Linked DNA regions of Homo sapiens: region 2 is linked to region 1. Evidence: read pairs that join two places in POLR2A ChIA-PET (ENCODE). Cell type or tissue: PC-9. All regions are shown on one strand. Links, peaks and the distances in the headings refer to the core of each region. The heading gives the core; the rest is flanking DNA.

The links. ChIA-PET counts read pairs that join two places held together with the same protein. Peaks named below come from ENCODE experiments on the same cell type or tissue, not always from the same donor. Only the 100,000 strongest peaks of a DNase experiment are listed, where the experiment ranks them.
Region 2: POLR2A ChIA-PET joins it to region 1 with 5 read pairs; 6 of 35 experiments call an interaction of 5 or more read pairs at or near these places.

The regions. Positions count from the first base shown.
Region 1 is chr1:43,641,964-43,647,321 of GRCh38, forward strand. No RefSeq gene overlaps it. Among named protein-coding and RNA genes, the nearest start is that of KDM4A, 5.5 kb to the right of the region's middle. In PC-9, for the core only: no CTCF peak of the experiment used is centred there; DNase peaks (open chromatin) are centred at 2,218 and 2,828; H3K4me3 peaks cover 246 bases; H3K27ac peaks cover 1,104 bases.
Region 2 is chr1:43,748,795-43,752,794 of GRCh38, forward strand. The region is part of intron 2 of ST3GAL3 (ST3 beta-galactoside alpha-2,3-sialyltransferase 3); the gene reads left to right. Among named protein-coding and RNA genes, the nearest start is that of ST3GAL3-AS1, 23 kb to the left of the region's middle. In PC-9, for the core only: no CTCF peak of the experiment used is centred there; no DNase peak of the experiment used is centred there; H3K27ac peaks cover 1,099 bases.

The DNA of each region.
Region 1 (5,358 bases), core at 659-4,658:
TAATCCCAGCACTTTGGGAGGCCGAGGCGGGTGAATCACCTGAGGTCAGGAGTTCACTACCAGCCTGGCCAACATGATGAAACTCCGTCTCTGCTAAAAATACAAAAAATTAGCCGGGTGTGGTGGTGGGCGCCTGTAATCCTAGCTACTCGGGAGGCTGAGGCAGGAGAATCACTTGAAAAAAAAATTAGAAAACCCGTTTTTTGTTGTTTGTTTTTGTGTTTGTTTTTGTTTTTTGAGATGGAGTGTCACTCCATTCCCCAGGCTGGAATGCAGTGGCGAGATCTCAGCTCACTGCAACCTCCACCTCCCAGGCTCAAGCGATTCTCCTGCCTCAGCCTCCTGAGTAGCTGGGATTACAGGCCCATGCCACCACACCTGGCTAATTTTTGTATTTCTAGTAGATGTTGGCCAGGCTGGTCTTGAAATCCTGACCTCAAGCAATCCACCTGCCTCGGCCTCCCAAAGTGCTAGGATTACAGGCTCGAGCCACCATGCCCAGCGTAGAAAATAATTTTTTAAAAAATTAAAAAGAATCAGTCTGCTGTGTTGAGGAGACTGCAGGGGGCAAGGGCAGAGATACAGAGACATTAGCAGGCTGTGGCAATTATCCTATTCAGGCTAAGGATGGCTTGGAGCAGGGTGATGGAGTGGAGGTGAAGGGAAGTGTTGAATTCTGGACATATTTTAGGGGCAGAGCAGAACTATGTAAATGTTAATGTCAATGCACCAAAACCACAATTCATACAATAAACTGATAAATTGAACTTCATCAAAACGAAAACTCTTGTGCTTCAAAAGACACTAAAGAAAATGAAAAGGCAAGCCACAGAAGGAGAGAAAATATTTTTAAAGCCTACATCTGATAAAGGATCTGTATCCAAATACATAAATAACTTTTACAACTCAATAATAAGAAGACAAACAACCCAATTAATACATTGACAAAAGGTTTGAATAGACATTTCACCAAAGAGGATATATGAATGGTTAATAAGCACATAAAAAGATGCCCAACATCATTAGTCATTAGGGAAATGCTAATTAAAACCACAGTGAAATACTACTTGGCACCCACTAGAATGGTTATAATCAGAAAGATAGACAGTACCAAATGCTGGCAAGAATATGGAGAAATGGGACTCCTCATGTATTGTTGATGGGAATGTAAAATGGTACAGCTACTTTAGAAAATAGTTTGGCAGTTTCTTAAAAAGATAAACACAAATTTACTATACAACCTAGCAATTATTCCACTCCTTGTTATCTACCCAAGAGAAATGTAAACAGACATTTACACAAAGGCTAGCATGTAAATGTTCATAGCAGCACTATTCCTAATAGCCAAAAAGTGGAAGCAACCCAAACATCAATCAACACTACAGTGGAATACTATTCAATAATAGAAAGGAGGGAAATACTGATGCATGCTACAACATGGGTGACTCTCAAAAAAATTATGCTCAGTGAAAGAAGCCAGACACAAAAGACCACATAGTCTATGGTTCTATTTATATGAAATGTCCAGAAAAGGCAAATCTATATAGACAGAAAATAGATTAATAATTGCCTGGGGCTGGGGGTGGGAATGGAGACTGATTATAACTGGGCACGGGTAATCTTTTTGAGGTGGTAGATTTTATTGAGGTGATGGAAATGTTCCAAAACTGGATTGGGTGATAGTTGCATGCGTTTGTAAATTTATTTAAAAATCATTAAATTATATTATTAAAAAGAACATTGTTAATGATAGCATATATCTAAATGTAAACAATTTTTGTGCATATAAAGCATTTAGCACAGTGTTTGAAATATAACAGCTCAATAAATGTAGTTAACTTTGTTTTGTTTGTTTGTTTTTTGTTTTTTGTTTTTTTTTTTGAGACTGAATTTTGCTCGTCACCCAGGATGGAGTGCAACGGCACGATCTCGGCTCACTGCAACCTCCACTTCCTGGGTTCAAGCAATTCTCCTGCCTCAGCCTCCCGAGTAGCTGGGATTACAGGCGCCTGCCACCATGCCCAGCTAATTATTGCATTTTTAGTAGAGGCAGGGTTTCACCATGTTGGCCATGCTGGTCTCTAACTCCTGACCTCAGGTGATCCACTGGCCTCAGCCTCCCAAAGTGCTGAGATTACAGCAGTGAGCCACTGCACCCAGCTGTAGTTAACTTTTTTTTTTGGGGGGACGGAGTCTCGCTTCGTCACCCAGGCTGGAATGCAGTAGCGCAATCTCAGCTCACTGCAAGCTCCACCTCCCAGGTTCATGCCATTCTCCTGCATCAGCCACCTGAGTCGCTGGGACTACAGGCGCCCACCACCACGCCCGGCTAATTTTTTGTATTTTTAGTAGAGACGGGGTTTCACTGTGTTAGCCAGGATGGTCTCGATCTCCTGACCTCGTGATCCACCCACCTCGGCCTCCCAAAGTGCTGGGATTACAGGCGTGAGCCACGTCACCTGGCCTAGGTGTAGTTAACTTTTTAAGCGAATAATATTGCCATTATGATTACTTATGTCATGCCTGCCATGTGCTCGGCATTGTGCTGAGTGCTGGATAAAGTGAAGCTCTAGGAAAGGAAACCCTGGACTGGGAACATGGCATACACTTTATGCCATGATAGCTTTATTTCCAAATCCTGCTGCCATTGGTGGCAAGTCACTCTAAAGGTGTTCTCCCCTATTCTTTTCCTTCATAGCAAGCACAACTTTGTGGCAATTTTTCTTTTTTTGAGATAAGAGTCTCACTCTGTCATCCAGGCTGGAGTGCAGTGGCTCCATAATAGCTCACTGCAGCCTCGAATGCCTCAGTCTCAGGAGTAGCTGGGGTTACAGGTGTGAATCACACCCAGCCTATAATTTTCTTTCTTTGTGCAAGCACTTGCTTCATGTCTCTCTCTCACTAGATTATAAAAACCATGAGTGCAGGAAAGGGTCTGTTCCACTCATTACTGGCAGGCAGGCAGATTCTGGTAGTCTTTTTGCTGGTGTGATAGAAGAAACAGGACACTGTCTCTGTCCTCCTTCTGGAGCTGCAGCAGTCACCTTACAATCACGAGTTGCACAAGAGGGTGGCAAAAGCCACGTTGCAAAGGGTGCAAGAGAAAGATGGAACATACCTGTATGTTTCATGACTTTGTTGAGCACTGAGCTAAGGCTCACCACCTTCAGACCTCTTATCCGATGAGAAAATAAACTTGTATTTAGCCACTTTTGCTAGGGTTTTCTATTTTTGGCAATGGAATACATTCCTAAACGGTATTAGCAATAAGACCAAAATGATATTCTCACGAGACTTTTGTCTAGTGAGGAAAGATGCACATGTAAACAAATCCATGCATTTGTAAAATACTTGCTTTGTGGAGCTCTGGACAGGGTGAGGTAATGGACTGCACCTGGCTTAAGCAATTAGGTCATGGCTCTTCCACTAACTGAGATAGGAAACCTAGGAGGTACAGCTTATTTGTGGGGCAAGAGTAGCTCTTTGTTGGGTAGGTCAGCTTTAAGTAACTGTAGGACAACTAGGGGGAGGGATCCAGAGACAGCAGGATACATGGATCTGAGCTCCAGGGAGAAGATGTCTGGGATATACAATGGGTGTCATCAGTGTGCACATGAGTGCAGCCTAAGAGTGAAAGTGTATTGAGCTCTTGTTTCAGGCTCTGTGCTAAGTGCTTTGTACCATCATCATCATTTACTGAGCTGACATTTACTGAGCACTTACTACGTGCCAATTAGACTTCTAACTGGTTTACTTCATTATCCCATTACTTCATTTATCTCATTCAATTCTCACAACCCAGAAAGGGAAGTACTATCCCAGTTTTAGTTATGAGAAAACTTGAGAACTAGAGAAATTAAGTAACTTGCTAGTGAGTTGTAGAGCCAGAAACACCTGCACGTGGGCAGCTGTCAAAAAAACAAAAACAGAAACAGAAACAAAAACCCACCTGGGCAACATGGCAAAACTCCGTCTCTACAAAAAAATACAAAAATTAGCCGGGCTTGGTGGCATATGCCTGTAGTCCCAGCTACTTGAGAGGCTGAGGTGAGAGAATCGCTTGAGCCCAGGGGGTTGAGGTTGCGGTGAGCTGTGATTGCACCACTTCACTCCAGCCTGGGTGACAGAGGGAGACCCTAACTCAAAGAAAAAATAAAACAAAAGCACCTAAGAAGACTGTGTAGAATGAGAGAAGAGGGCAAAGGACCTAAAGCTATGAGGACATTAACATGTTTTTCCTTTTTTTTTTAACTAAAAAATTTTAAATTTACTTTTAAAAACTAAGGTATATGTATATCAAAACTTATGCACAACTTTCAAGCATACAGATCAGTTAATTTTCACAGCCGGGCATGTTCATGCTTGGAAATTCCAGCACTTTGGGAGGCCAAGGCAGGAGGGTTGTTTGAGCTCAGAAGTTCAAGACCAGCTGAGACAACATAGGGAGACCCCACTTCTATTTTTTTTTTTGAGACAGAGTTTTGCTCTTGTCACCCAGGCTGGAGTGCAGTGGCGTGATCTCGGCTGACCGCAACCTCTGCCTCCTGGGTTCAAGCGATTCTCCTGCCTCAGCCTCCTGCGTAGCTGGGATTACAGGTGTGCACCACCATGCCCAGCTAATTTTTTATATTTTTAGTAGAGATGGGGTTTCGCCATGTTGGGCAGGCTGGTCTTGAACTCCCGACCTTAGGTGATTTTCCCACTTTGGCCTCCCTAGTGCTGGGATTACAGGCATGAGAGCCACTGCACCCAGCCTCCCAGTTCTATTAAGAATTTTTTGGCCGGGCGTGGTGGCTCACGCCTGTAATTCCAGCACTCTGGGAGGCCAAGGCAGGCGGATCACCTGAGGCTGGCAGTTCAAGACCAGCCTGACCAACATGGTGAAACCCCATCTCTACTAAAAATACAAAATTAGCCGGGTGTGGTGGCTCATGCCTGTAATCCCAGCTACTTGGGAGACTGAGGCAGGAGAATCACTTGAACCTGGGAGGTGGAGGTTGCGGAGAGCTGAGATCACGCCGTTGCTCTCCAGCCTGGGCAATAAAAGGGAAACTCCGTCTCAAAAAAAAAAAATTTTTTTTTTAAATTTAAAATTTTAGTGGCCAGGTGTGGTGGCTCATGCCTGTAATCCCAGCAATTTGGGAGGCCAAGGTGGGCAGATCACCTAAGGTTGGGAGTTTGAGACCAGTCCGGCCAACATGGCGAAACCCCCTGTCTACTAAAAATACAAAAAATTAGCTGGGCGTGGTGGCACACGCCTATAATCCCAGCTACCTGGGAGGCTGAGGCAGGAGAATCGCTTGAACCCAGGAGGTGGAGGTTGAAGTGAGCTGAGATGGCACCACTGCACTCCAGCCT
Region 2 (4,000 bases), core at 1-4,000, 110 kb after region 1:
CTGGCCTTAAGTGAAGATCCTCATTCTTTCAAGATTGATCTATAGATTCATGCAATCCTAATTAAAATTTCAGCAGGCTTAAAAAAAGAAATCAATAGCTGATTCTAAAATTTATATGAAAACACAAAGAATCTAGACTTTGGAAAGTAGAAGTTAGAGAGCTTACACTACTTCACTTCAAGTCTTACTGTGGTAATCAGGACAATACAGTATTGGTGAAAGATCAGTAGACAGAATAGAGTCCAGAAATAGACCATGCATATGTAGTCAATTGAATTTTGATAAAAGTAATAACATAATTCAGTGGGATAGGGAGTCTTTTCAATATACTCTGGTGCAATAACTAGATATCTATATAGAAAAATAAGGAACCACAATTCCTACCTCACACCATATACAAAAATCAATTTTAAGTGGATCGTAGACCTAAGTGTAAAATTTATAGAAAAGGAGAAAATCTTCATGCTGTTGTGGTAGCACAAAAAGCATTAACCATAAAAGAAATATTTATCAATTGTATCCATTGAGATTCTTTCTGCTCTTCAAATTGTTCCATCAAGTAAATAAAAAGCAAGCCACATGCTGGGAAAAATATTGACAAGATACATTGGGCAAAGGACTTGGATCCAGAAGATATAAGGAACTCTTACAACTGAATAAGGAGGCAAACAACCTAGTTAAGGAGTTGACAGAGTACTTTTGGGAGACCAGGTGGGAGGGTCACTTGAGCCCAGGAGTTCAAGATCAGCCTGGACAACACAGTGATACCCCATCTTAAACAAACAAACAAAAAAATGAACAACAAAAAGAAACTGACAAAGGACTTGAACAGATATTTCATACAAAAAAAATTACAAATGACTGATAAGCACCTTGCTATGGTTTGAATGTTCTTGTCCCTTCCAGAAATTCTTGTGTTAGAAACTCAATCCCCAGTGCAACAGTGTTGGGAGATGGGACCCTTTGGGAAGTGATTGGGTCATGAGTGCTCTGCCCTCATAAATGAATGAATGCCATTATAAAAAGGGCTTGACAGAGAGAGTTTGGTCCCTTTTTGCCCCTTCTGCCTTCTGCCATATGAGGACACAGTGTTTTTCCCTTCCTGTGGATGCACCGTTTTAAGGTGCCCTCTTGGAAGAGAATACTGGGGCTTTTCCAGACACCAAACCTGCTAATGTTTTGATCTTTGACTTCAGAATCTCTAGAACTATGAGAAAATAAATTTCTTTTTTTTCAATATAAATTACCCAGTCTCAGGTATTTTGTTATAGCACACAGAGTGGATTAAGACACACCTCAAAAGATTCATCATCATTAGACGTCAGGGAAAGCAAATTAAAACCTCAGTGAAATGCCACTTCACACCCATTAGAATTGCTGAAATTTAAAGATTAGCATGCTTCAACTTAGCAACTCTCTTGTGTTTTCAAATGGAGTGTAAAATGGTACAACCACTGTGGAAAACAATTTGGCAATTTCTTTTAAAGTTCAGCATATGTTTAGTACATGACTCAGCAACTCATACTTCCCAAGATAAATGAAAACCTTTGCCTACAAAAAGAGTTGTAAACAAATGTTGGTGGCAGCTTTATTAACAATAGCCAGGTACTGGAAACAACCTAAATTTCCATCAGTAGGTAAGTAAAACAAATATACACCTTAGACAAAAATAAATTTCAGCTAGATTAGATATTTAATTATAAAGAACTAAATTAAAGTACTAGAAAACAATAAAGAATATGATATTGGGGTTGAGAAAGGGATTTTATTCGCTTGATACCAAACCATAAAAGAATGAAAAATGTTATCTTTTGGCCCAGCACAGTGGCTAATGCCTGTAATCCCAGTACATTCAGAGGCTAAGGCAGGAGGATCTCTTGAGCCCAGGAGTTTGAGACCAGCCTAGGCAATATTGGAAGACCCTGTCTCTACAACAAGTAAAAAAAAAAAAAAATTAGCCCAGCGTGGTGGTGTGCACCTGTAGTCTCAGCTACTTAGGAGGCTCAGTGAGCCATGTTCATGCCTGAGCTGTGCTCACGCCTCTGCACTCCAGCCTGGCTGATAAAGTGAGTGAGACTTTGTCTCAAGAAAAAAAAAAAGCTATCTTTTATTAAAACTTCTGTTTTAAAAAATTCTCTAGAAATTCTAAGCAAAGTTAAGATGAACAACAAGCCAGGAAAAATATTTTTGGTATATATGACAGAGAGATGATATTCTTAATATATATAAAGAGCTTGTATAAATTGGAAAAACCAACACTTAAATAGAAAAATTGATAAAATGCAGGAACATCTTAATTTCACAGAAGGAAAATTATAAGTGGTTAGTGTTTATTTACAAAAATATTCTCACTGTTTTTTAAAGAAATACAAAGTATAAAAGAATGATGGTACGTAATTGTTATTTTATTTTTCCATATTGGCAGTACCTTTCATGCTGGCAAAGAGTTTAGAATTATAATGCCCTGTACATGCATAAGTAAACCATTATTTTTATATAATATAAGTGGGTTCCTGGAAGGCAATATAATAGTGTGTATTCAAAAGTATAAATATACATGCCTTTTGATCCATCAGTTTTACTTCCTAAAGAAATACAGAACAAGCATGCACAGATATATGTACAGGTGTGCACATTGCATTGTTTATAAGAAAAAAATGGAAACAATAAAAGATTGAGTAAATAAATAATGGCATGTCCATTTGACAGATACTCTGCAGCCATTGAAATGGCTAAGGTAGATCTTCATATACTCCTACATGAAGATGGAAAGTATATAAGGATGATCTTTTTCACTTACATACACACAGAGACACACTCAAATGCATATGTATACAGATAGGTCAATCCCACACTTTATTTGTAGGAAGCTCAAAATCAACAGCAGTAAACATTAATTGGCAGTTAGAGTATTCCTGGCGTATTCTGTGTCAGGTCTTTGGGATAGAAAGATGAATATAGGCCTGTCCTACTCTCATGGTCGTTATAATCTAGCAACCTTACGAGGTTGTAATTGGTTACATTTTTTTTTGTTCTGTTTTTTTTTGAGACGGAGGTTCTCGTCACCCAGGCTGGAGTGCAGTGGCGCGATCTCGGCTCACTGCAACCTCCACCTCCGGGTTCAAGCGATTCTCCTGTCTCAGTTTCCTCAGTAGCTGGGATTACAGGCCCTGCTACCACACCCGACTAATTTTGTCTTTTTAATAGAGGCAGGGTTTCACCATGTTGGTGAGGCTGGTCTCGAACTCCTGACCTCAGGCTATCCTCCTGCCTTGGCCTCCCTAAGTGCGGGGATTACAGGTGTGAGCCACTGCGCCCGGCCTAAATTTTTTGAACATTCAACTATGTGCTTGGAGCTCACAGTGTTCTAAAGCGCTTTGCATGCATCATGTTATTTAATCTACTAGGTATGTTTGATAGTATTTCCACATTTTACAGGTAAGGCTAATGAGGCTCAACAAGTTAATGCCTTTTTTGAGATCACACTGGTAAAGTGGGGACTGCTCTTGTTCCATTTTGCAGGTGGGAAAACAATTTTAAGTGGGTTGATCACTAACAGAGACAAAGCTTTAACTAAAGGTTTCCTGTCTTCAAAGTTTGTGCTCTCAGTAACAATACTTGATATCTGAAGCCCCTGATTCACCCACCTGTTTCATAGACTAAATATTTTTTCCTTGGCTCTTCTTCCTCACTTATTCCCTCACAATATTTTGTTTGTTTGTTTCAGACAGGGTCTCGCTCTGTGTCCCAGGCTGGAGTGCAGTGGCACAATCACGGCTCACTGCAACCTCCACCTCCTGGGCTCAAGTAAGCCTCCCATCTCATCCTCCCATGTGGTGGTTGGGACTACAGGTGCACACCACCATGCCTGGCTAATTTTTATATTTTTGTAGGAGTGGGTCTCACCATGTTTGCCCAGGCTCGTCTTGAACTCCTGGGCTCAAGCGATCCTCCCACCTCAGACTCCCAAACTGCTGGCATGAGCCACCACGTCCAGTCA